Linked DNA regions of Homo sapiens: region 1 is linked to region 2. The links are chromatin contacts, found by Hi-C or POLR2A ChIA-PET in ENCODE. All regions are on one chromosome and are shown on one strand. Each heading gives the region's core, a stretch centred on a gene start or an enhancer-like site at or near the end of the contact. The rest is flanking DNA. Distances are from core to core; before and after follow the strand shown. Region 1 overlaps OTX2-AS1 (OTX2 antisense RNA 1). Region 2 overlaps TMEM260 (transmembrane protein 260).

Region 1 (6,444 bases), core at 1,425-3,924, 240 kb after region 2:
GCGTCTGACACAAGCCTGTGGAAAAGCAAACACGTTATGTGCTCCATGTTCATGTGGTTCAGTTAAGCAAAGAAGAGACAGGATCTTCAGAACCAAAGGATGTGAAGAAATGGAGCTTTTTTTCATCACAATTAGCCATCAGGGTGGAAGCCAGTTATTACCAATATAGTAGATAGAATCATTCTCTGCATCAGTAGAAGTCTTTATGCCCTGTACAAGGGGCATTGTGTACTGTAAATAATTCAACCATAATGCAGCCATGGAGAGAGAGCCATCATCAGTAAGAAGGATTCAACCCAGCCAGCTACTGGCTTGTATTAAAAGAAGAAATATAATGAATTGGGAAGATGTTGAAAATTGTAGATGTATTTGCTTACAATTTTTTTTTCATTAGTAGAGGATAATTTTTGTTTTCTGAAGCATTTGATTGAATTAAAGTAGCTCTTGTCATTAAATAATCTTTAAATTAACCTTCAACCATGTATCAGCAGCTGTAAGATAGAAACAAATGCATTATGTATTACTGTTTTGGATATTAGTTCTGAAAAAGCCAACTATCATTCTCAACATCAAAGAGCACCCCTTATCAAGGACTTGGCTGATAGGATAAAGCACTGGCTATTTACCTTATGACCTTGGTCCCAATCCAGATCATATTGCCAATGAAAGGACGTTTGTGATCCCAGCCCCACACAGATAGATGGTAGTCCATATCACCAAGAACACAGATTGGCAAAACTGGCATTTTCCTGCTTAGGAGAGACCTAAGACAGAAAAAAGTCCAGAGCCGTGGAAGTGAAAAAGCATCCCGCTCATACGCCATCCTAGAGATGGCAGTCTTCTCAACTGGACGAGGTGGCTCAGAATAGCAAGCTGGGGATGCGCTCCAACCTGGCTTGCAGATAAAGAAATCTGTTTTCAGAGCTTGCAACTCGTCCAAGCCTATTTTTCAAGCCAACACCTCCTCTCCAAATTCTCCCCTCCCCCATCCCTCTCCTTCCAGAAACAAAAAGCAGAAGGATCTTTAGGTTGCCATTTGTAGAACTAGGTTGATGGCTTTAATCTTTTTAAAGGATGATTGCAACTGAGCTGATATGTTTCAGACTTTGCTTTTAAAAAGGAAGATTAAAAATAGTTAGATATTACATTCTCAGTATAGTTTTTTAGATTACAGAGTTAACAATTTATTACAATTATGCCTGTAGCATCACATTCTCAGGAAGGAGATATACTCCATCAACTGTAGAAAAAACTACACTAGGTAGAAAACTTTTCACTGGCTCCATATGAGTGGTTTAACATTTTAAAAATATATACTTAAAGTCATTAATAAAAGATAATGTAGTTTGTATTTGACATTTGCATTTATTTGATAATAGATACTATAAATATTTCAATGTGTAATATCTTATTTCAGACAATTTCTCTTTGCTTCTATACATTTGACCATTTTTATTTTTCATTCTATTAGTTTACTAATTTAGTCATTCCTAGTCTTTCCAAGAAACATTTTAGTGATTGTAAATAGTTAACATATATTATAATTATACTTATTTGATATTACAAGAAGGGAGGCTTCCAACATCTGGTCATACACCACATCCTTTATTTCCAAATAGAGCTAGAGAACAATCTCTCTTTAGCTGTAAGTTAGGATACTCAGCCAGGCAGGCAATGTGAACTTCTATGATACTGTTATTAGAAGCATTTAAGAGCCTATTCTACATATATGAATACTAAATAACAGCAGCTATTTTAAAAGTGAATGCACATCTCCTGAGTGGGGAAAGGGGCATTGCTATGTGTTTATGTTTCTACTAAAGGAAAACTTCCCTCACCCATAAGAATTAAAGATGACTAGTACCACCCACATAAGGGGAAGTCCATCTATTCTTGTTCTATATACAATACAAAGTGTGACAGCATTGGAGCTTCAGCCTAGCTCAACTTGCTCAGATGGCTCAGGTGGTGGGCTTGAAGGAAACTCAGGTTGGGGAGGTTGTCAGGACACAGAAAATTACATGGAGCTCCAGGCATTCCAATGGTCTTGTCTGGGAAGCGGATCCGTTGATTTTCCATGAGGCTGTTTGTCCTTGGTGCCTAGCATTCCTGTAACATCCATTAGGCTAAATTGGCTTCTCTTACATGCACAGAGGGGAGAGCAGATGAAAGGATACAAATGCAACAGACTTTTATTGTCAGCAAACAAAAAAGGGCACATATGTGCCAGTTTATAAATTACTGTTTTCATTAAAAAGGAGTTCAAAAATCAGGTTCCACTTATCATTGTTAAAACCTTAAATTTTTTTTAGCTGTATGATTTCATTATATGAATTACAGAACAGTAATAGAGTAATATTACTCTTAAGCCAGCTCACTTAAATTTAAGACATTCAAGACCCAATAATGCACTAGGTTCTTTAGTTCAAGTTATGCAAATAATATACATTTTTTATTCGGCTTCCCACCAGGTTATACATGTATTATAAACACAACAAAGGCCCCTTTCTTGTACAATATATTACTCAGAAGCTGGTGAAAAATAGAAGCCAAAATATTGTGAATTACATTCTTTTAATGGTTTGGCTTTGTACTACTGGCTGACATATTTTAAATGCTAAAGAGAAGCTGAACTGGAAAGAGAGAAATGTTGACTCACTGTTCTCTACTACTGTTGCCATTCATACTGATGTTCTTCAATGTCTAAATCAGATTATTATCTTTGTTTTCTTTAGAGTGGAACTAGTAGATCCAGCTTTGCTACATTTGGAAAATCAGCAGGGGGAATGGTCATCTCAAAAAGACAAAAATAAAAGAAGGGACTGAAACTTAACATAAATTACCATGGCTGTCCCTGAACTCAGAACTGGAGAGAACCTTTTTATTCTTTTACACACAGCTTATGATGGAAATCAATACGGATTATTTCGCAAGCATTGTTTCGTAAATATTTAGTATAGTTGCCTAACGTAATTCAGACACTTAAAAAATACAGCCGCTGATGTACTAATTCCAGTCAGGCATTACAGTTTTTAAAAAGCCAAAATTAAAAAAATTAGAACTACTGAACATCTTCTGATGAAAACGATAGTCACAGACTTTGCCCCAAAATTTATGCACTAAATAGTGAGATGGCTCTGTGCTCTTCCGCAGATTTCCACGTTTCCGTGTCTGCCCAATATAGTCAACTGGTAACTAGATCAAGTGAATAAAATAAAGCTAAAAACATTATGGATTTTTCTAAAAAGTGAACAGGAACGTGCTTCTGTGTGTCCTGAAATACACAGATTAGTCCCATTATAATCTCATACTTAAGAAAAAAATTCATTTACTAAGGGAACATTACTTGTTTACACTGGGCAAATTGAAAACAAAAATAAGAAAAGTGGAAAATAAGAAATGCAGTCCTTTAGCTTCATGACGTAACATGAGCTTTGTGGGAACAAGAGAGCATTCCTTTATACTTGTATGCAATCTGAGCTCAGTGGCTTTGAAAGCTCTGAAGTCCTCCACAAAACTCTTTCCTCCCTTTTTTCCCTCTTAAAAAAAAAAACACCTCAACTAATGTATATAATCTCATCAGCATTTCTAACAGAAATTCTCACCTCAAATTTCTTCCTGTGTGAGAGTAGAACCAGTCTCTGGAGTACTTGGCAAAACACCCGAGCCTCTTGTTTAATTCAACAAGTGTGAGTTGTGCTTCTCCTGAAAGCATATAGCTCTTTATACACGACAAAAAGAGCCACAGTGGATGGCAAGCAATCGTGTTTTAAGATGATGCATCATCTGTTTGGATGCTGCCAGTCTTCCCCTGGATCTGTAGATGGCTCCTTTCTTAACAAAATGTAGGCACAGAATTGCATTTACTGTCCACAGTGATGATGTGAAAGATTAAAAAATTGCCCTCCATCAGATTGCTATTAAGAAAAAAAAGACTGTGAGGTCAGAATTATTTCTTAATTGCATTTCACACCTGGTTAAGATAGTGTATACAGCTGCAAGGAGATGAAAAGAATGATTGATCCTTGAAGAGAATAGGTAGAGTAGGCATTGGAAAGCTTGAGAGCAAGGCACACTGGGGTGGAGTGAAAAGCAGAAATCACTTTTGGTAGAATTAATTTCTTGCCAGCATTTGAAAAAGAGGAAAGTGGCTCTGGAAGCAGCCTTCATTCTCCAATGCTGACTGCAAATCCCCCACCAAAACAGTCTCACTGTAAACAGCAGATATTTTAGATGCAATTAGACTTCCATGTGCCATGCACAACAGCTGGGAAGAGTTTGCAAAGTTTTCTCTTAATTTGAGCGGAATCCTAAAGAAATAAAATATCCTGACAACTTTTAGTGTTGTCTTGTGACTTTAAAAAAAAATCAGCCTGTGAAGTATCACTGCTCTGTTTTAGTCTAATGCTACTTCTATCTTTTATCCTTTTTAATTAGAAGGCAAATTCTCAGACCGCCAGGCCTAATCCCTACACAGTGGAACAAAGCCCAGCAAAGCCTTTGAACACTGTTCAGCCGGGCAGCACAAACCCTAGTAACTGTTGGCAGTAGGGGCAGGACTCTGACCCTCATCTCAGCCATTCTCCTGCAGCTCCTGATGCTCCCTGCCCTTCAGAACCCTATCTGTTGTTCTTCTGTTTAGACTGAAAAGACAAAAGAGGAGACAATGTGGGAAACCTAGAGGATTGGCTAGGTAGGATGCAGGGAGCTAGTGACGGATAGGGGCAAGTAAATGGAGTTTCACGGGAATGGACACAGTGGGGAGAATTGGATCACCAGATTAGGTCTTTAGGTTCAAGAAATTTCTTCATCCCTCACTAAATCTTTTCATGGACAATGCCACTTTTTAAACAATTGTTGCATTTCCAATTACTCCAGGAGTGTTCAAACAAATGCCCCAAACCCTCCATGAAAAGTTTGCTCATATTTTAAACTCGCCAGATGAAAATGAATAAAACAAATACCCCCCAAATCAGTGGCAGACACTTACATCTCCAAAGTATTTACGCTTGTAATAATATTTGAGTCAAGAGCATAATTTGAGCTCACTCAAGCAAAACATGGAACTAGACAGAAACGTGAATTTTCAAAGCTAATCGGAACAATCATGAATCAAAAAGCCAAATTCCAAGTATGCAAATATGAAAAAGGATTGTTTGCATTTCCTACTTTGGCTAACTGTGAATTATTGAACAATGAAACAACAGATGCTACTACCATGTTGCAAACTCTTCCAAATTGTTCTTAGATTGAGCTACGTATGTGTGGGAATTACTGTCTGATGCCAGGATGTTTAAGAGTTGTAATGGGATTTCTGAAAAAGATAGGCATCTTCTGTTTTTTTTGTTTTTGTTTTTGTTTTTAGATATGTGGAATAGATATGTCAAGAAAAAAAGAGAAGAAAAAAACCCTTTATTGGAAATATTTTTAACAGTCTCTCAATTCTTAAACACAGCAGGTTTTATAAAGCCACTTTCAGTTTTCCTTCTAATGTCTGCAGAAAACCCAACATATGTAGTGAAATACTTAACCCAATCATTAGGGTTGTCTTTGTAACCAAATATAAAATGTGTTACTGATCTGGTTTTGGGTCATTAAGAGGTTAATTTAAATCATAGGAAAGGATTCATTCAGGGGTTTAGATGAGTATTGTCCAATAAATGTGTACATTTTATCAAGTTATCTTAAATTCAAAGTTAGAGCTAACACTTTTAAGGAAGCTTCCATTTTAAAAGCTCTCAGTAAAGACAGATATCCCAAGTTTTATATTTAAATAAAATATGATTTCAAAATTATTAAAGTGTAAGTTTTACATGGATTTCTAGCATTTATTTTGAGAACATATGCTTATCTTATTAAAGGGACAGCAATTACTGTAACTACAGTCCATTTCTGTACAATTTCTATTATTCAAATGACAAAACCCAATATCTTCCTCCACATTCTCCGTCTTTGTGCTGAATAAGCAAATCTTTTCTCCAGGTCAAAAGTGGTAAAATAGGTGAAATCCACAGAGATAATGAAATACAACTATGGGTAATATAAAAAATGATGCAGCATTATTGGCAGTCGTCTCTCAGCCTGCTTTTAGGTTTGTTTTTACCTTTGATCTTATCAAAAAATATACAAAATATAGCTACTTACATCCATACTCTTTAAGTACATCTTATGTTCATCATTTTTTCTTTTTTATTTAAATAAAAACTGTCTGAAAAATTAATACACTAGTTATTTCAGGGCTCTAAGCAGTGATCCTAATTTGCAAATAAAAACACTTAAATTAAAAAAAAATACTTTTTGTAAAGACAGAAGCCACTTAAAGAAATTGTCTGAATGTTTGCACGTATTTCACTGTCTAATGCTCCAATGGAAATGATCAATAAACATTTGCATAAAAAAGACCAAATTCATTGCATGTGTGTTTTAATAATAATTGGAAATCTT
Region 2 (6,289 bases), core at 3,363-5,862:
AATTATACTTAATTTAAAAAATAAAATTGATATCTGTAAAACAACAACAAAAAACTTAGTAGGATTTTGAAAACTGAACAGTTCCTGAATGCCTGCTTTGTGTGAGGCAACATGCTACAGCCTTTACACCCGTGTCTTATCAGAGGAGGGCTCAGGAAGAGAAACCACTGGAGAAAAAAGGATGATGACAAAAAGGGTAAAGCAACTTTGAATATTTTACCAAGAGGATAAAAGGGTAGGAGTCTGACAGTAACCTTGATGTATATGAAAGTGCATGGTGATTCTTTCCCATTTTTTCTTTCTTTTTTATTTTTTATAACTAGAGATGGGGTCTTGCTTTGTGGGCCAGGCTGGTCTCCAACTCCTGATCTCAAGCCTGATCTCTGGCCTCGGCCTCCCAAAGTGCTGGGATTGCAGGCATGGGCCACCGTGCCCAGCCTCTTCCCTATTGTATAAAATAAAGGGAACTAAGGGGAAATTTGCTTTAAAAGGAAGCTGGACAACTGAGGGTTATTAACTATTGAAACAATATATCAAACATGAATTGTGGAATATTTCATGAGGGTGCTATTTAAAAATAGGTATGCATTTGTTTGCCCTGGAGTAGGAATTGGAAAAATAGATAATATGATTGGGTTTCTTTTAACTAAATTATGTAATGTCTAATTCAAAAAGCACTTGTCCCTTGGAGAAAGCACTATTGTTTTTCTGTGCACTCAGAAAGTCTACAGGTAACTCCTGTGAATACAGCTCTAACTTGACAATCTCCAAGAAAGCTGTGAGATTCCCAAGTAAGCAACTATAATATTCCATTTTGCAGATTTGTGTCTGCGTTTTTGTTTGTTAAATTTTTGATGTTTCCTGTAGAAAACTCAGTATAAAAAAAATTTAACTCTATCCAATTAATACTGTCTCTGATGTTGAAAAATGAAATTCTAAATTCCTATGGGCAAAGTTTTAACTATCAAAATTATAAATTACAGGATACTGTGAAGCTTTTCAGTATCTCACTTTATGGATATCTCTTAAATTCTATCACACCCAGCCTCTCTGATGATGAATTTGTCTGGATTGTTTTATCGTTGCTAGTGTTGTTAGTGTTGTTTTTAATGTAGAGAGAAATTTCTGTCAAAAATGTGGGACAAAAATTTAAATTCCTTCAAGTTCTTTTTCCAGGCAGTCTTCTAAAGAAAGCTGTTTTTTTTTTTTGTTCTCCAACAGCTAAATTTAGAGTTTCAACCCTTCTGCCTGTTGAGTAAATAGCTTTCCATGAATTAAAACTAAATCCCTTCCCCAGAACATCTTTCTGGAGGAAGAGCATTTTGTCCTAACACTGTGTCTTCGGTTTCCCCTGCAACATCTAAAAACCTCAGAAGCAGTTTTAGAAGCAGCATATTTGCCTCCTGCTACTGTAATAATTGCAGTAACATTCTTGGGTTCTCTGCATGGCTTAGCAATGATTAGATTTTTACTGGAGGCTGCTTGAATTTTTTTTTCTTGTTATTAATTCCTCTGTGTTTTTTTGTTTTTGAAAAAAAAAAAGTCAAAGAATAACAATGGAATACCAACATTTCTGCTGTTTTCTAGCTTTATAAGGAGATTGTCTATTTACAAAAGGAGCACCCAGTGAATTGGCACAAGAACTATGCCATCGCCTGTGAGCGGATGCTGCGTCTTCAGGCAAGAGATGCAGATCCTGAAGTGCTGTTATCGGAAACCATCAGACATTTCCGTCTGTACTCTCAGAAAGCACCGAATGACCCACAGCAAGCTGATATTTTAGGTGCTCTAAAGCACCTAAGAAAAGAACTGCAAAGTCTGAGAAATAGGAAAAATGTCTGAGACAGCAAAATATGAAAAACCTGCTCATCGTTCAGCTTCCAAAATTCTGAAGTCTGGAAGTTTTTCCTTCAAGAAAAGAAACTGCATAAAAAATTTAAAACTAAGTCATCTCCCAGATATAAGTATCATGGTCCAGCAGTACTGTTTAATGGGGTATTCAGTGACTAAGGTCTGCTATTTATGCAAAATTCTGTTTATCCCGTGTTACCAAATTACCATTTCAGTGAGAAGCTTTTGAAAAGTCTTCTGACTTCCAGTCTTTCACCAGATGACTGCACTGGATTAGATTCTAGAAGAGAATGAACCATTTTCATATAACTAAATATTGGTCATGAACTGTGTAAGGGCCATGCTTATTGGGATCAGTTTTAAAGTTAAATTCTTTTGATATTAATACCAGACCAAAGACATTTTCTGTTTCCTGGAAAAAAAAAATGAATCATGTTAGGCTTTAGGTGAGAGTACATTTTTTACAAAGTAGCTATAGTTGTTACATAGTCTTACACTTCAAGCTAAACACCAAATGGGTGATATTTTGAAAAAAGTTTGTGTTTTACTGTCTTAGATCGTTCTTGGAAATCACTAAAAAAAAAAAAAGTTAATTTGATGTTTGCTTATTTCAGTTGCAGAAACTGGCGAGTAAAAAAGATTTTGCATTTACTTAATTAATTTTATATTTATGTTTTATTTCTATTTGGACTCAGAGATCTAGACCCAATAATTAGTAGGCTCCTGCTGCCAAAATGCAAAGGGGAAAAAAAGGCAGGGATTGGGGGGGATGGGGAAGTGGCCCAATAAATTCATTTCTGTTACAAGCATCTTTTATACATATTACTAAAGAGAACATAGTAAGAAATGCAAATAATAGTTCTTTATTTTATTATGACAGTTAATTAATAGCAACCTGTTTTAATGAATAAAGTCACTCAGAGTCCTTCAGCACTTCCTAAGTAGAGGCCAGAATCTGTAGGGCTTCTTTTCCCCCCAATTGTATAGCTCCTAGACTCCAAGCACTATATAGGCCCCTGTATAGAAATGCTCACTAATGAAGAGGGAGGGCTAGAAGCTTGTCTGCATTCAAAGATCACTGGTGAGTCATTCAGCAAGAAAAGGCCCCTTACCAGGAATAGTCACAGTTCCGTGGCATTGTACTAGCAAAAGGGTCTGATCAAAGGTCTCCTGTGGAGCTTGCATGGTTCCCTTTCATACTACGACCATAATTAAAACCACTAATTCTCTTTTAAAATGCTGCAGGATGCCATGTAGGCATCTGTCTGGAGTGTCCTTTGTGATGTCATAAGCTGTTAAGGACCAGTGCCGAGGGCTTTTGAGTGAAATGCCAGTCATGAAGGTGCTTCAAGACAAGGGTGCCTCTAAAAGCTTGACAGGGCCTTGACTGCACAATTCGAGCTGAATTTGCCCCTTGTCAGCTGCCAGTAAATAAATCTCAAAGGGGGAAAAGCTGAAGTTTCATTACCTGATCCATGGGGCTTTGTTGGTTTTGGCATCACACAGGGGAAGCTCTTGCCCCTCCATTCTCTGGATTTGAAGATGTCCATTGGAGCCTGCAGTGCCTGGACAGGGTTCAGAGCGGAACCTTTTGAAGAGTGTCAATAGTTGTAACAGTTCAGCTGTTAGGAAGACAAATAAATGGAGGAGCTCATTAATCCGCTTTTGGCTCTCAGTGCCTTTTGCCCTTTTATCACAGCCTTATTAGGCTCCTACTCATCTTGAACCAGAAAAAAATGAATTGAAGTTGTTGAGTACTAATTGGCAAAGACTTTTAATCATGGGCCAAGAACTTTCACTGACTTGAAAGTAACTTCTCCACAGGGAAGGACCAAAAACCTGGTTTACCTTAAAACAAAAACCTGTTGGAGTTCAGCGTGGTGTAAAAATGTAAGGAAGCATTGATAAATTGTCTAAGTTTATCCATTTGAAAGAAATTGTGTAAGATTATGATATTCTCTTTTCTTTAAAAAAAAAAGTACAATAAAATTCAAACATTCCTTAGGAAAGCATTGTCTTTATTGGTTCAGAAAAGAGATTGCACATATGCGTGGTGGTTGTGTTTGTTTCTGAACATCTATACACAGATATGTGAATATTCATCTCTGCATCTACATACGCATGTGGTGTTTGAGGAACCTTATTAAAAGTTATATTTCCTATTAGTAGCCTTAAGAATGGCAAATGAAGACCTCTTTTTGAGACTGTCTGCTTGTAAAAATTTTTTAAATATGTGTCTGTACTATAGAGATATGTGTATGGCTGAATGTGCTTTGTGTATAGATTATTGTCAAATGGTACCTAGATTATTCTATATGTGTGCAACAGTGACTTTGGGCCACTCTCTCTTTGAGAAACCAATGATATGATGGCCCGGAGTAGATAGGATCATAATGATTTAAGTTTCTAAAAACCACTGGTAAATGAAAAACTAGTAAACTGAGCTGAGATTTAGGGATGTTGGGCTTCATTCCCAGATGAACTACTTTGGAGAATCCTTTCCTTTCTATTAGGTGAGGTTAAACAAGTTGCTTTCTTTTTCTTTCTCTTACTTTCCTTGGCTAGTGTACAGACTCCATAAAATCTGATAAAAGGGGTTTCCTGTAGTCTGACCCCCGACATTGAGGAGACTGTAATGGAGGTGACTTCTCATGCAAGATTTGGCCAGCGTTCTAGCAGTGTCCCGGGAGTGCCATGGTTTGGCAGGAAGACAGGAACCCCACAAGGCCAACTTCTGCCTGGACTTCGGCCTGAAGAGCCAGTGGGAGCCAGTGAAACTGTCTGACTCTCCACATGCGTCAGGGCCCTGCCGCCCTGGCACCAAGGCTGGCACGCACCAGAGGGCAAGTGGAGAAGCGGATGGTGGCTCCCATGTTATCTGACTAACCACTGGGTGGGCTACACTCCCTGTGCCCCCGCTGTTGCCTCTGATAGGAGTATGCTTGGTTCTTGGTATTGACTTGCCTTTTTTTGTTGTTTTTTAAAAGCACCCATTTTGTTCAATGCTTCTGTTCTGTTACTCAAAATGTAGCCAAAATAGAAGGGAATCAATTACTAGTGTATTATTTTGAAAGCTTCAAACAGAAATTGTGAAATGTTATTTCTGCTCATATTCTTAGTGTTTTCTCTTGGTAGAATCATAATGTTTAGCCTTTATGATATTTAAAACCCATTTTGAGTGTTAGGTTTATTTTTATGATACTCTGCCGGTAACTTTTAAGTCATCAGGCTAGGATATGAAGAGTAGTTTTTTAAGTTTATGTTTTAAAAGTGAAATATTGTGAATCTTTCATCATAGTTCTCATCAATATCCCTCAGAATTTTTAAATGTTAATGCTTTAATATTTAGGAAAAATTTTATACCAAAGTTGAAAAAAAATAGAATCCTGTTACTCCCGACTTCTGGTGTGTTTTATAAATGCATCAACACAGGATATTACTTAGAATTCTGTTCTAACTGGCTTCAAGTCTTATGGTTAGTTAAAGAAAACAACTTCAACCCAGTAAGAGATTCACATTTTGTTGTGAATGCAAAACCATTCTAATGCTGATACTCACAAACAAATAAGTAATGTTTCCAGGGATTCTGGGAACATCTAAAGGCCAAGATCTTGGCACAGCATTACAGAGCAAACAAGGAGCTAAAGCTTTAGCAGTGATCATATTCAATGAAGACATCATTGTCAGCACCCTCTCAAGGTCTGTTTGATTTGGATCAGCACAGACAGTATTTTTAAAACAGCCCCAGGAATAGTACAGTGTGCTTACTCAGCTATAGAAAATTAAACAGGAATATATCCTGAAAAAGGGGTTTTTCAGGAAAAAAAAAAATTCTGATTGCTCTTCAACAATGTAACATACATTTGATGGAAATTGTATGTACTAGAAAGATTAGCTCATGCCATATTGGAAAACAAAAAAAAGGTGGTGATGCCACATGGGAAGGACAAGTAGCGTTTCCAGCACTGTACATGTGAAGCCAACAATTATTGGCCTGAAAGTGGAGTTCTCTGACTCTTTGCTGCAGATCCAAAGTTAGATGTGAGGGTTAATTTTCAATACAAACATTGCGATGATATTACAAGGTTGAGAAAGTTACAATATAAAGGTCAAGACACAAAGGCACAATTATGGGGCTATACTCCTATCCCAGTGATCCAACCTCACAGAGTAACTGCAGAGTTGCAAGTCTTCTGGTACATAGTTGCCATTAGATGAGGATAAGTATAATAAAAGATACATAGAAATAAGCCAAATCTAAGGTTTAACCATTTCAAAACTTTAGCGTATAAGAAGTATAGGGTGAAGTACAATAGATGGAAATGGCATAAAATTTTTTAATCATTAAGTTCATAAACGTTGCAAACTAATAAATGGAGATTATGTCCTGTTTTTAAAATAACAAACCATAATCATCTTCTATTTAGAAGTGTTATCT

The links. Hi-C counts contacts between places; a loop is a spot of excess contacts on that map. ChIA-PET counts read pairs that join two places held with the same protein, here RNA polymerase II (POLR2A). Pooled maps may share reads with other maps.
Region 1: a map of Calu3 shows a loop between it and region 2 (2.0-fold over the local background). The contact joins two enhancer-like sites. A Hi-C loop is called at or near these places in 11 of 168 maps with a recorded cell type or tissue (Caco-2, Calu3, GM12878 and 8 more), 10 of 37 single-sample maps with no recorded cell type and 13 of 50 pooled maps. POLR2A ChIA-PET finds 5 or more read pairs at or near these places in 1 of 52 experiments (activated naive CD4-positive, alpha-beta T cell).

Annotation. Positions count from the first base shown.
Region 1 is chr14:56,883,942-56,890,385 of GRCh38, forward strand. All of the region lies in intron 1 of OTX2-AS1 (OTX2 antisense RNA 1), which reads left to right. Among named protein-coding and RNA genes, the nearest start is that of OTX2-AS1, 74 kb to the left of the region's middle. Within about 2 kb of position 2,675, at least 2 of the 41 ENCODE cell types and tissues checked have a DNase peak (open chromatin) inside an H3K27ac peak, as active enhancers do.
Region 2 is chr14:56,645,656-56,651,944 of GRCh38, forward strand. It overlaps TMEM260 (transmembrane protein 260), which reads left to right. Exons shown (of 16, transcript NM_017799.4): 16 at 1,588-3,860. The coding sequence ends at 1,842. Among named protein-coding and RNA genes, the nearest start is that of TMEM260, 69 kb to the left of the region's middle. RefSeq lists an enhancer at 2,729-3,406. Within about 2 kb of position 4,613, at least 5 of the 41 ENCODE cell types and tissues checked have a DNase peak (open chromatin) inside an H3K27ac peak, as active enhancers do.